3 separate regions of the Homo sapiens genome follow, and all the other regions are linked to region 1. Evidence: chromatin loops called from intact Hi-C (ENCODE). Cell type or tissue: PC-9. All regions are shown on one strand.

Region 1 (5,000 bases):
GGTCTCAATTATATTTATTTTTACTCTGATCTTCATTATTTCTTTCCTTCTACGTTTTTTCAGTTTGGCTTGTTCTTGATTTTCTAGCTCCTTAAGGTGCATTGTTAGGTTGTTTATTTGAAGTCTTTCAATTTTTTTGATGTAGATGTTTATTGCTATAAATGTCCCTCCTAGCATTGCTTTTGCTGTATCAAATAGATTTTGGTATGTTGCATTTCCATTTTCATTTGTTTCAAGAAATTTTAAAATCCCCTTCTTAATGTCTTCATTGATGCACTGGAAATTCAGGAACATATTGTTAAATTACCATTTTTTGTATGTAGTTTCCAAGGTGGTTTTTGGTATCAATTTCCACTTTTATTCCACTGCAATTAGAAACAATACTTGATATGATTCTTTTTAGAATTTGTTAATACTTGCTTTGTGGCCTAAAATATAATCTAGAGAATGTTACATGTGTTGATAAAAAGAATTTGTATTCTGCAGCAGTCAGGTGAAATGTTCTGTAAATGTCAATTAAGACATTTGGTCTAGTATGTAGTTTAACTTCAGTTTCTTTTTTGACTTTCTGCCTGTATAATCTGTTCATTATTGAGAGTGGGTGTTGATATCCCCTACTATTATTATATTGTACTCTATCTTGCCTTTAGATTGATTTATGTTTGCTTTATATAGTTGGGTACTCTGGTCTTGGGTGTATAGATATTTATAATTGTCATATCTCCTCCTGCTGTATTGTTGACTCCTTTATCATTATCGAGTGACCATTTCTGTCTCTTTTTAGTCTTTAACTTTAGTCTATTTTGTCTAAGTATAGCTACCCCTTCTCTTTTTTGCTTTCTACTTGCATGGAATATCCTTTTCTTCCACCCCTTTCTTTTCTGTCTATGTGTGTCTTTATAAGTGAGGTGAGTTTCTTGCAGGCCACATATGACATAAGAAACATGAATTTTGTTTCTTTATTCATTCTGCCACTCTGTGTCTTTTAATAGAAAAATGAGTTAATTTACATTCATTGTTATTATATATAAGTAACAACTTACTACTGCCATTTTCTTACTTGTTTTTCAGTTGTTTAGTAACTCCTCTCTTCCTTTCTTTCCTTCCCACAGTGATCCTTTGTGGTTAAGTGATTTTCTCTGGCAGTATGTTTTGATTTTGTCTGGCAGTATGATTTTTTTTATTTTTAGTGAATCTATTATAGGTTTTTGCATCTGTGGCTTATAAAAATCCTCTTAAAACAAAATCTTTTAAAAATATGATCATTTATTTTAGATCTCAAAAAATCAGAAACAAACAAGAAGCTAAAAAAATTATATACTTTAGGTTCATCTCCACCACATTTCGACCTTTGGTTATCTCAATTTACATATTTTTATATTGCCTGTCTCTTAACATGTTCCTGTAGCTATTGTTTTCTATAGATTTGCTTTTTAGGCTTTATACTGGAGTTATGAGTAGATTACACAGCACAATTGCAATATTAGATTATTCTTAGGTTGTCTACTTAATTTTACCAGTGGGTTTTATGTTTCCAAATGTTTCCTCCTTGCATGTTAGTTTTGCTTTCTTTAAGATTGAATAACTCCCTTTAGCATTCCTTGTAAGAAGGGTCTGGTGTGGTAAATTATCTTAGCTTTTGTTTGTCTGGGAAATACTTTATCTTGTCTTCATAACTGAAGAATAGGTTTGTTGGATAAAGCATTCTTGGGTGACAGGTTTTTTTTTTTTCTTTTCTTTCAGCAGTTTGGAAATGTTTTTCCTCCCTCCTGACCCACATAGTTTTCATTGAAAAGTCTGTTGCCAGACAAATTGGAGTTCTTTTATATGTTACTTGCTTTTTTTCTTGATGCTTTTAGAATCAACTGTTTGTCCCTTTGAGATTTTGATTATTACATGCCTTGGGATAGTCTTATTTGAAAAACCTTTGAGATTTTGATTATTACATGCCTTGGGATAGTCTTATTTGGGTTGAATCTGTTTGGTGTTCTCTGATCTTCCTGTACCTAGATATTTATATTTTTATCAAGTTTTGGAAAGTTTTTTTCTCTTTTTTTGGCATAAGCTTTCTACCAAGTGCTCTTGCTCAACTTTGTTTCGAATACCAATAATTCTCAGGTATAGTCTTTTGAAGTAATTTCCTATATTCTGTAGGTAATCTTTGTTTCTTTTCATTCCTTTTTTCTCCTCTGATGATGTAATTTCAAATAGCCTGGCTGAGCTCAGTGACTCTTTCCTCTTGTTGATCTGTTCTACTATTGAGAGCCTCCAATAAATTTTTCAGTCCAGCAAATAAATTTTCAGTTCTGAGATTTCTGTTTGATTTTTGAAAATTATTTCAATCTCTTTGTTAAATCCTTCTGATAAGTTTCTCAATTACTTTTCTGTTTTATCTTGGAGATCACCAAGTTTTCTTACAGCTGCTGTTTTGAATTTTGGGTCAGAGAGTTCATAAGTTAGTCACTTGTTCCTTGCTTTGTCTGTTTGTGGAGGTCATGGTTCATTGTTTGCTGATGCTTCTAGTGGGTGTGTGTCTATGCATTTGCATTGAAAAATTAATTACTTATTCCAGATTTTTTAATTGGCTTGTTTAAATTTTTATTTGAAGTGTTTGCTTAAAAATTCTTAATTTACCCATTGAATTTCTTGTATTTTTTCCACTAGGTCACTGCCTCCTTTTTGGCACTAGATGGCATCTTAAGTCCAGGTTTGCTTCAGCTTTAGCAAACAATTAGAGCACTGCCCTGCTGGAATGGATGAGATCCCAAAGGGGACATCCCAATGATACAGGATTTTTCTCTAGCTCAGCTAAAATCTGGGTTCTTGTCTCATGACCAGGAAAAATTAAGAATACAGACACATTGAAAGGTGAAGAAAGCAGAATTTATTAAAAGAAAGCTCTCAGCAAAAAAAGAGAGGGTACTGCCAACAGGCTCCCAACTCACAGATGGAATACCAGGCCACCACACAGGAGCTGAAGGGGCCAGGCTTCTCCTCCCTTCATAAGGGGTAAATTTCAGGTGGCTCCACCCCATTCTCCCAGTGTGTAGGTGGGCCTTTACTCTGAGTCACTCAACATTGATTTATTTACTTTACTGTGCATGAGTTAAGAGACAGAATTTTGTACCCTGGGCATGTTTAGGCAAGCCCCCTGTGCACAATGACCTGAGTGGCATTTGGCTGCCTCCTGTCTCTATCACCAGCAGTGTTAAAAGGTTGGCTAGGGGTTTGTGCCCAGGGGATTTGTGGAACATACCTTCTACACCCTGGTGTTAGTGAACAGCCACTCTTATTTGGTGTCTCCTTTAGCCTAGTTACAGAGCAGTATTTCCCATGCTGGGGATGGTAGTCCCACCTCCCAACTTTGTCTCTAGCTGTCTTCAGGGCTTTCTCTCCCCTCGGGCATGCTTCCCGTGGTTGAGGCATGAACAGATCTCCTGCCAGGGAACACAAGATGGTGAGTAATCTGGTTGTCCACCTTTATCTCACTTTTTCCAGTGTAGAAATCATGAGTCAAGGAAATTTTCCGCATGCTTGGGGCCAGGTAGACTGGCAGAAGGGGTGTCATGGATATGAAAATCCTATTCTTTGACTGTCTTCTTGGAGTATTTTTCACTCCTCTGCAGCCCAGGGAACTGATTCATCCTAATATTTGAGTTCTGGGATATGGCTGGTGATAACTTCACTGATGTGTATTTGGTTTTGGTTTTCTGTGGGGTGGAGTGGGTGAAGCCAGCTTGCATCTACATCACCAATTTGGATCGCTGCTAATTTATTTTTAAGAAGACTGGAAAAGGGTACTTTACAAATAACAAACACAGGAAAAGGTGATTAATATTGTAAGATGTTAAGAAAATTCAAATCAAAACCACATAATAGGCCGGGCGCAGTGGCACATGCCTGTAATCCCAGCACTTTGGGAGGCCGATGTGGGTGGATCATGAGATCAGGAGTTCAAGACCAGCCTGGCCAATATGGTGAAACCCCGTCTTTACTAAAAATACAAAAATTAGCCGGGCATGGTGGTAGTCCCAGTTACTTGGGAGGCTGAGGCAGAAGAATCACTTGAAACTGGGAGGTGTAGGTTGCAGTGAGCCGAGATCGTGCCACTGCACTCCAGCCTGGGCAACAAAGCAAGACTCTGTCTTAAAAAAAAAAAAAAAAAAAAAAAAACCCAAAAACAAACCAAAAAAAAAAAACCACTCATAATAAATATATTACTACATTCTCACTGAAAATGACCACAAATTTTTTTGCAAAAACTGAAAAAGCTGAATTTAATGAACCACTGGAACTTGCACCCACCAATAATGGAGAATAAGTTAGTATAATTACCTTGAAAAACGTATTGGCAGGATCACTTATAGTTAAAGATATGCTTATCTAGTGACCTAGCAATTCCACTTGTATGTAAATATCCAAATGAAATGAAAGTTATTGTCCACTGAAAACATATAAAGACATATTCAAAGTAACTTCATGTACTGTAGCTAAAATGCATAAACAATACAAATATTCATCAAAAATAAAATGTGCCCTGCACAGTGGCTCTCGTCTGTAATTCCAGCTATTCAAGAGACTGAGATGGGAGGATTGCCTGAAGCCCGGAGCTTGAGACCAGCCTAGGCAACATAGTGAGACTCCCCTATCATCTTTAAAAATAGTTTTAAAAATTAGTCAGACATGATGGCAGTGCTTGTAGTCCCAGATGAGGAGGGTGAGGTGGGAGAGTCCCTTGAGCCCGGTTGTTTAAGGCAGCAATGAGCTATGATTGCAATATTGCACTCAAGCCTGGGTAACAGAGTGAGATCCCATCTCTAAAAATATAAAATAAAATACAACAAGAAAATGCATAATATGTTGCTGCATGTTCATATAAAAATATAGTAGAAGGAAAAGAACTGCTACTCACAATGATATGAATAAATCTCACAAAATAGCAAAGCAAAATAATCCAGACATGAAAGTCTGAATACAGTTGTCCCTTGGTATCTACGGGG
Region 2 (5,000 bases), 890 kb after region 1:
AAGACCAGCCTGGCCAAGATGGTGAAACCCCGTCTCTACTAAAAATACAAAAATTAGCCAGGTGTGGTGGTGGGCACCTATAATCCCAGCTACTCGGGAGGCTGAGGCAGGAGAATCACTTGAACCCGGGAAGCAGAGGTTGAAGTGAGCCAAGGTCGCGCCATTGCACTCCAGCCTGGGCGACAAAGAAAGACTCCATCTCAAAAAAAAAAAAAAAGAAAAAAAGAAAATTAACTGGAAGTTTGTCTTTAAAAATATTACAATAGTTTGAACTAGCATTATCACCTAGAGTGAAATGAACATTTAAAATCTAAACCTAAAATCATATTTATAAGTATAAATGTATATTAAAATATTTGCAGTTTCCTCAAGATATTTATAGTGTCACAGTTCTAAAGTTATGAAAATCTTTCATCTTTTATCAAATATTAAAAATCATACACTCAAAAAAGCCCTTATTAGAAGAACTCTTCTTCTAAGAAAACATAATATGTTTAGCTAGAAACGTTAGTATGAATGTACCAATGTTAAGGTTTTTGTTAGCTGAACAGGTTGTTGCTAGGATAAATATAAACCATTGATATATTATAGTGTAAATAACCATATATGAATGTATTTCAGTCACCAGACACAAATGAAAAAAATTCTTAATAGATCATTATAAAATGGAATTGTTATTATTGTTATGCAAGTCCAAATTGGGAGGTCATTAATTAATACAATGGTATATCTGTCATTATTTCAAGCTTTATCTTATAAAGCTTGTGTTTATTTTTCTTAGTTTTTATGAATACATGAGATGCTTTTTTTAACTCTGCTGTTAAGAAGACTGTACTCAAAGACATTGGGAATGTAAATATATATTAAAGTATATAGTGTATAGTGTAGCCATAGGCAGGTTTATTTATAAATGTCAATGCTATTTTGTTGTGAAAGTTCATTATGATGACAGTTTTAAAAGTAGGGCCAATTCAAGAGTGTTTATTACATACCAAAAAAAGGAAAAAATATTTACCTTGTATTTTTTGATGTCTGGGGATAAGATTAATTTATAAATCGATGTGTTGCATTGAAATAGCAAATGTAAAAACCAGTCACAAATACTAGCCTTAAAGGTAGAATGTGTGCTGTTTTTATAAGGCCCTGCTCATCATTGAAACCAGGTGACTTTAAAAATAATCTACAAAATTAAAAAATTTGAAATTTGGTTTAAAATTTTAAAATACCTCAGAAAAACAATAAAAAGGAAATTATATACTGCATTTGTCACAAATCTGACAACTCTAATACAAATATGCATTTCTCTTTCTTTGACTGTATATAAATAAGGCCAAATATCTAGCTTGTTAAATTAAAGATTCACCTGTATGTTTTCTCCACCAAATATTTGGAAACTCTTGAAATTTTTATTCGATTTTTTTAGATCTCACTAAGGTTTTTGATTAAGATCTTTTTTATTTTCTCCTCCCCTCCTATGTTCCTTTAAAAATAACAGCATATCCATTTTAACAATATAAAACTTCAGTTGATATTTTTTAGAGCTAGTAAAATTGCCAATCTTATAATACTAAAATTCTTCCTTCTTCAGAAATCTTCTTTGGAGTGAATAGAGAATAATCCACAAAATAAATTTAATTCCTTAGAAGTTTGTTATTTTTAATGGAAGGATGTTTTCCATAAGCATTCTTCAAATAGCTTTGCTCCATACCTTCTCACTTTTTAATATTTGTATCATTACGTGTATCAATTTATTTATAAATTAATTGAATTCTGCATACAGGCATATATGTGCTGAATGTGTAAATGAATATGTATTTGTCATCTTTAATGTATTTGAATTTGGCTGATGCACCCATAAAAAAAGCCTCCAGCATATTTGCATAATTAAGCATAATATTATGATAAACCATTTCAAGGGAAAAAGTTGGTCTTACAATCACAATATGTTTATTTTTTTAACCTTGTAAATTCAGAATACATTTGTGGGAAGAACTGGAGATAGAAAAGATCGGCTTTACCTTCATGAAAAGAGGTCAAATGTTACTTTAATTAATCTTGTGTTATGCCAAAAAGAGTATTTATATAACACATAAATATTAAGCATGGCTGGTACAATTTTAGGGGAGCAAGAGTATTCTATTCCTTCTAGCTTTCACATAAGAAAAGAATTCTAGAAGAATTCTTGATTAAGACTCAAGTGTGCTACAGCTTATGAATTTGTGTGTGCACACACGTGTGTGTGTATGAATGTGTCTCACCACAGAGCCTGAAAAATAGTGTTCAATACATGCCGTTTGATTAATTCTTACTATACCTCCGAGTTATATCATCAGAACATATGTGAAGGTGACTAAGCAAATGGATCTTTTAAAAGGATATTACTTTTACATTTTATTATTAATATTTTTTAAAGTAAACCTCAAAAATTGTAAATTCTGGGAATCACACTATTGTTGTGAATTAATAATAAATAATATAATTAATTATATTATAATTAAATGATTGCTAGTTTTATAGATAGAAAATTCATGAACAAAATAGAAAATAATTTAACCTATGGAGAAATGTGTGCATTAAAGTTTCATCCCAAGGCTAAGTCAGTACTGTAGTTATTGGTGACATCGTGTGGTTGATGCTGGTATCGACAGCAGAGTCAGAGCATTTCCTAAAAATTGGTTAAATTACTATAAGCAAAATTAAAGTCTTAAAATGCACATTGTCTCGATTAAATTTGAAACAAAAAATTTCACCTAAACCATGACTAAATCATTCATCCCTCAAATTCTAGACCTCTTTTAGAATATTGTGGTATGCAGACACATGAAAATTGATGCATTACAATAGTACACAGCAGAGAGTACTCCGGAGCAGTATTTTTCACTACAGTACTTGCTACTTTCCTTTAAAAAAAAAAAAAAAACACAGTTTTAATTACTAGAGTTGGGGAACAGTTGTTCTCTCCAAAAAAAGGGTAGAATTCTCTATTCACTGTCTCACATTTTTACTTGAAAAAGTTATCGTTGTTAAAAGAATTTTAAAAACTTAATTTGCATCCTATTTTTATTTAAATTACCTCTGATATTTTAACCAAATATTATCACTGCTGGAGAGCACCTAATATTACTCAATATTATTTTTTTCGTAATAGTAAAAGGTGAACTAATTTTGTTTTAAACTTTGAGGTTAATTTTTTAAATGAGAGTTCTGGTTTTTAATATGGTAACTTTGACCTCCACAATGTCATGCTCCTATAGTTTGACAAAATAGGAGGTTGCAGATGTTAAATATAGCCCTGTTCTCGTAGAGGAAAGGCAAGGTTGCAAGGCAGGATTTCCAGCACAGATTGTAGTAAATGCTTTCTGAGCCATCTTCCTCACACAAAGAAGCGGTGATAATTCCTTCCGTGGACATTCCCAGTCGGTGCACATCTCTGCACCTCCCCCGCCCTCCTGAGGCTCTTACCTGGTTTCTGCATAACATCATATTGCATAGTGCAGAGACCCCTGGGGAACTTTCTTTCTCTACCTGGGGAAGGCCTTCTAAACTCTAACATAGCACCACCTGAGATATTAATTTGCGACTCTTGCTAGGGTTTAGTGAAAGCTAATTCCCTAGAGTAACTATTATTGTACCATGCGATACTGAATGAAAAGCTCCATCGTTCTGTCTCTTTTTAAAATTCAGACTGCTAAATTCAACGGGATAGGGAAGCATAGATAACATTTATTAATATAGACAATTTTCACTGGTTTTAAAGGAAGATGGTTATGATGGGTACTGATATGAAAAAAAATATTATGGTCAGTTATGTCTCAAGACCAAAGTCACAGGAAATATAATCCTTATTTGACTATGAACATGTCCCAAAGAAAGCACAGGTATGAAGTCTTTTTCCTGAGCTTAGATGACTGAGGAAATCTGGGGTTACCTGGCACTGCATGCAAGCTATTTTTGGAGAGAGCCAAGATCTGCCTCTCATCAAGAAAGATGCCCCACCATGATAGCTGGTTATTGAACTGGTAGCATTGACAATTGATGAGGTGATGTTATCACCTTTGAAGTGCGGGTCACAGGAGGGAAAAAGGGTGCTCTTGAGGGTAATGAGATACAAAACCAGCAGAATCACACTGCCATTGCCCAGAGCTAAATTAAAACCGGTAAGGAGAACCCCTTGGAATATTTTTTCTTTCTACACTTGGGGCCAGTCTTGGGATTAATTAGCTAAATTCAGCTGAAATCCCTGTTTTCCTCAGTAGGTTTCACTTAATTACTTTATATGTTTCCTCATCCAGGTGTAACATGACAATATAAGTTAAAACAATTCCCAGTAGTACCACCTTGTGAAAGATATTCCCAATTTTCCCTTCGTGTGTGGCACAAAGGGTAAGAATGTGAGGAAATTGCATATCGAACAACTGTTCCAAAATTAGCAAATTGTAGCTGAATTTGAGACGGTAATTTTCACTCTTCAGAATCTTTTAATTGTAGATCACAAAAATCTTATCTTCTTTGTATTAAACTATTTTGGTAATTCGGTCAGGTGCCCATTTTCCCAATCTACTAAGTATATAACTTGAGGTAAAAGTAACAAAAGTTTCACACATACTTCAATTACTGAAGACTAGACAGTTTTCAAACGTGTTTTTTTCCACATCTTAACTCCATGGACCTCACTTTTTTGAACAAAGTATGTGGTGCCATTTTGGACATTTAATTAACTGGCACATCTTGTAAAGAATTCACACATGATCTGTAGCTGTTTTGAGGGGGTTGCACATCAGATATCAATGAGGGGCCAATCAGCCACTTGTGCATGTCATTTGTACAAGTGTGTTTTCCCATTCAATTTTGGCTCCACTCTAAATGACAACGTCAGTGCTTGAATTTTTTCCACAGAAGGCCAGGAAGCACTGCATTCCCTAAGCTTGATGTGACAACCTTCAACCAAAGGCTGAGCTTTTGTTATTAAAAAAAAAAAAAAAAAAAAACTGGGCCTAATG
Region 3 (5,000 bases), 960 kb after region 1:
ACCAGGGATAACCATGACTGAAATCGGTAAGTGGAAGTCTCCTCCCAGTGGCTTTTTTTGAGATTTTGCTTTGAATTTACCTTGGTCCTATTTAGTATGGTAATTTTCTTAAGACTTAAATTGAATTACTTGGATTCACAGCTTCTACTGAGAAAACAAATTGATTTTTAAATATATTCTAATAAATGTCATTTTTCCCCACCCCATAAAAGTTTATTTCAAGCAAAGGAAGAAAGAAGAAATTATAAATAGAAAGATGCTATCTGTAAAGAACAGATGCTATCTGTTGAATTTGGGTTCTCACTGAAGGAAAAATGTTATTGGTATAAACAGGGAAATTTCGGCATGTATTCAAAGTTGATGCTATTCAAAGTGAAATTGCTGAAGGATATAGAAACAGTGTGGAATAACCAAACGAACAGGGGCCCAACTCTTCCTCTAAGATAAATGGGGACAAACTTTAAGCAAACAGTATCTCAGCTTCCTTCTTGGTGAAGTCAGGGCGATAGACCAGAAGACCGCCAAGGCTCTTGGAAATCTGAATTCAAGAATTCCATATAGGATTCTGAATTACAGCAATGAAAAGAGTGTAGTCTGGAATCTTATAGAACATGAGAGCAACAAATAAGCTAGTCATAGGCATGATTGCATCAGAAAGCTGATCCTCTTTCCTTCGATTCCTAAGGAGCGATCTTCAAGAGTGCCCTGCCTTAGGCAAGCTCTCTTCTGACCCACTGCAACTTTGTTTTACTCCATCGAACTCAGGAGTCTATTAAATGTTTAACCAGTTAATCTCATCAACTAACTGCCATAAAAATATTGAAGTAGGTTTAACACATTACTCTCCTGGGTAACAGGGTTGCATGTTAACAGTAGGCTAGAAGAGCTAAGCAAACAGTGGCGATGTGATCCCAGGCTTCACTGCAATATTTAGTGTACTGGAGAAAGCAGGCTAGAGCTCAGGAACCTTCAAGGGCTCTTTACATTTCTTCAAGGGCTCTGCCCAAAGAGGTGGCAGAGCAGAGCAATTAAGAACTGTGCTACCTGAGTTTAAATCCTGGCTCTTTGGCTTACTATTTAAGCTGGAGCAAGTTTCTCAATCCCAGTTCCTTCATCTTTACAAGGGGGAAAGCATTAGCTTGTAGCTCACAGGGACATTGTAAAGCTTAAATGAGTTAATACGTGTAAACCATAGCAAGGTTTGGCACTCAGGAAGTGCTCAATAACTCTTAGCTATTACTGTTTTATGCTACATGCTCGGTCACCTTCTCTGTCTAACCTGCAAATAGGAGCCTAAAGCCTACAAGTGTTTTAAATTAAGCTGCTGTGAACACATAATGAAATACATGGCCATATTCTTGGCTACTTGTACCATCTGGTTGAGGAAGAAGCAATGTTACACAGTTATAAACCTGAAGCGTTATTTCTCCCTTTTAGCAATGCAGCATGTGACAGTGAGTAACATTGTTGACAAAGCACCTGTAATGACTTTCACAGCTGAGAGACACACAAAAAAAGAAACATCAACTAAAATAACAAAAATAGTTAATTATTACTGTCATCCTTAACTGTTTTTACTATATCATGGGCCCTTCACACGTTTACTTTTCACGAACATCTTAAAAGATAAATTAAAATAGTATTTCTGTTATACAGATGCTGAAACCGAAGCTTAGAGATGTCTCATAACTTCCCAGAGTCCTATAATTACTAAATGACAGAGCCAGGGTTCACCTCAGACAGTCTGATTCCAGAGTCCCTCCACTCCTCTGTTAACCTGCTACCTGCCATGGGTCTCAATTCATAGACTGCATTGTCAACTAATAGGGACGGTCATTTAAAATAGTCATTCAAACTTTTCAAGAGGGAAAAGGCACCTTCCTTTGCATTTATACTACTTAATATCTAAGTTCCTGAGTCTACTATTAATTTGAGAGATATGTTTGAATCCTTATAAAACAAAAACTCACAACAGTGGAGCAATCTTCTGGCCTATATTCAAAAGGGGAGTCTTCTAAGAATTAATAAATCATAACTTGTTTATGATTTAGCAACCACATTAAATATTATGGAAAGAGAACTACAGCCAAACCATCAGGTCTGCGTTACCCTGAACAAGTCATTTTTCCTCTCTGACCCTGAGTCTATTCTGTGAACTGACAGAACTGGACTAGAGAATCTCAAAATTTATCCAGACACTCTGCACAGACATTGACATGCAAAATAAACTCGCGTATATTTTACTCAATTATTTCAAGATACCTCTAGTCTTTAGATATCTTTAAATATGTTTCAAATTTTGGAGGATTTTTTTCATCAGACATTTAGGGATGCAAATGGGCTGTCCTGCCAGTGCTCTCAAATTTAGGAGACCCCTAAGCCTAAATAGTGGTTTGGTTCACATTTCATTAAAACAGCAATGCCACCTAGTGGACACAAACCCATTCTATGACTGTTGAATCTAGGTACCAATGAAGAGCCACAATAGTATAATATACTGTCTTTCCTGCACCGTCCAAAACATTGACACTCATTTCACTAAAATATTAAATCCTTGACAGTATCACTGGGCAGGAAGGCATCTGTGGTATAGTGTGGTGACTAAGAACTCTGCTTCTGGAGTCAAAGTGCCTGCATTTAAAACCCAATTGTGCCTTTTCCCTTAAACAATTTACTTAACTTCTCTGAGTCTCAGTTGTTAACCCAGGCCAATAATAGTCTTTATCTGTGTGTGTGGATTAAGTGAGTTAATATTTATGAGTTCTTAGTACAGTACCTATCATATGTAAGCACCATTATTATTAATAATATAACTGTTATTTTAATTGACTATTAGTATCACTGGTTATTGCAGATAATATAATTACCTTTTATCGAGCACCTACACTGTGATGAGCAAGTCCTATTTAAATTCTCATAACAATCCCATTATGCCTGTTATGTATTTGTATATTTTACTGATGGAAAAATCGAGGCTTAGAAGTTATATAACTTGTAAAAAGCAAAGAACACTTATAAGCCCATATCTGAGTAACATCAAAACCCATTCTTTTAACCGTTATACTGTATTTCCTCCCACCAATGGCAGCTCCTCACAAGTTGATTGCCATTCTCACCACAACACAGGTTTGGTGTTTGCTGCCTACCTGACCTCCTTCTAGGCACTACAAACTGGAGCTTTCAGAGTATGCACGCTGTCATTTTGACTTGATTTGATTAATGGGCATCTAAACCAATCTGGTTGGTGGCAAGCTGCCATAGAAAAAAACCCTATGCATATAAAACAGAAAATCAGATTTTGCCACATCCTGACTGGGTGAATTTGAGATTATGTCACACCAAAAAAAAAAAAAATTTAACATCACCCTTGGCTACCAGAAGTCCTGATCTGCTTCCTCTGGATTCTAAGAGAATAATGAAATGTATGCAACTAGGTCATTATGCTTCTGATATTGGGTCATCTTAAAAGCAGATCGCTTTTAAAAACCAGTTTTTAGACCAGTCCATATAGACTAAGATCTCATGAGTTTGAAATTTTTGATAAAAACACACATGTAAGAACCATAACACAACTATATGAGCAACTGCATGCAGATCCCAAAAAGTCAGTTTTTGAATATTAGCAGAGTCAGGAATACTCTCCCAAAAAAACAAACTTGTCTTGCTGAAAGTTCACCAACGAAACTACAAAATTCCTAGGTTAAGGGCTCTAATGATAATGTTTGATATATGGAGAAAAATGTAGAAAATCATTTCATGCATTTTAGTCATTTTGAGCCTCACACCAGTTCCTTCAGGTGAGCAGTGAAGAAACCATTTCATTGTACAGATAAAGAAATTGAGAGTCTGAGACAGTGAGTGATATTCCTAGGACAGAGAGTTAAGTGATAAAGCTTAAATTCTAAGGTTAAGGTTAAGTCACTGTCCTAGACTGCCAGGCATTTTTCTTCAAATACCTATTTTTGAAATGTGCCATACACTTGAGAAGAGCAGAACGAGGTTTCTGCCCTCACCATCTAGGAGATACCACGAAAATAAATAGTCACGACAATTCACCACATCCTAAGTATACGTTCTGGGCGGGATGCTACCACACTCTTCTGGAGGTGAGGGAGACGGCAAGTATTGATCAACCTGAGCCACATCTCTTATCAGGAATGTTTTATTCCCCTAGTTTTGAGAATAGAAATAAAATGTGGGTAAGCAAACAGAAAACCATGAAACATTTCAGGAGTTACATCCTTGGGTTTTTCTAAAACCATAGGAAAAAGAAGCCATGAAATGAAAGAATGGCAACAAGTAAGCCGAAAATTAATATTTAGACAGCAGTATTAACTGGGTTTAGCTGGAATTTTACTTCAAACTGGCGTGATGGATGTGTTACATCTTTAGGGATAACATTTTGCAGTGGTTGGTGGCAGGGAGAGGAAGCTAGCTAGCTAAAAGATGTTCCGCAAACATGCAGAAAAGGAAAGTAGAACATCTTGTCTTTGCTCCACCACTAACAAGCTGAGATGAGTTGGGGAATTCTGCAGGACTAATACTCTTAATGAAAGCTCATTTAAGCTGGAAGTGATTGGCAATGTATCTACAACGTCTCAGACAACAAGACAATTGAAACAGCCAAACAACATGCTTTTTTATATTTAAAAAAATCCATCAAATTAGCTACAATGCTAAGGGTGTACATTGCCTTTTACAAACATCACCATGGTTTGCTCTTCTATTCAGTAACTTTCTCTCCAGATAAAGACAATGAAATGTGAATTAACTGATCCCTTCTTATATTGTCTTTAACACAGACTTATTTTCATATTGCTTTCGTGTTCTATTTATAGAACCTGGAATGTTAAGCATCATAAATAAATATAAATCTCTTTTTTAAAAATTCACCTATTACAGAAACTGAGTATTAATAGTTAAAGGAGATTACAAAGAGGTATTGGCCTAAAAGCGATCTAGTCCCTGTAATGTACTACTTCATTCTATTAAGGCTACAT

Evidence for each region. A loop is a pair of places that touch in the nucleus more often than their neighbours do. Peaks named below come from ENCODE experiments on the same cell type or tissue, not always from the same donor. Only the 100,000 strongest peaks of a DNase experiment are listed, where the experiment ranks them.
Region 2: it touches region 1 in a loop (17-fold over the local background); 17 of 110 quality-filtered maps call a loop at or near these places.
Region 3: a loop joins it to region 1, with 5 times the contacts of the local background. A loop is called at or near these places in 12 of 110 quality-filtered maps.

The regions. Positions count from the first base shown.
Region 1 is chr9:73,681,347-73,686,346 of GRCh38, forward strand. No RefSeq gene overlaps it. Among named protein-coding and RNA genes, the nearest start is that of ANXA1, 530 kb to the left of the region's middle. RefSeq lists an enhancer at 2,800-3,999. In PC-9, CTCF peaks have their summits at 2,681 (motif pointing right) and 2,886; a DNase peak (open chromatin) is centred at 3,505; H3K27ac peaks cover 781 bases.
Region 2 is chr9:74,568,498-74,573,497 of GRCh38, forward strand. The region is part of intron 1 of RORB (RAR related orphan receptor B); the gene reads left to right. Among named protein-coding and RNA genes, the nearest start is that of RORB-AS1, 72 kb to the left of the region's middle. In PC-9, CTCF peaks have their summits at 2,644 and 2,854; no DNase peak of the experiment used is centred here.
Region 3 is chr9:74,642,790-74,647,789 of GRCh38, forward strand. RORB (RAR related orphan receptor B) reads left to right here. Exons shown (of 10, transcript NM_006914.4): 4 at 1-26. Among named protein-coding and RNA genes, the nearest start is that of RORB-AS1, 150 kb to the left of the region's middle. In PC-9, a CTCF peak has its summit at 2,433 (motif pointing left); no DNase peak of the experiment used is centred here.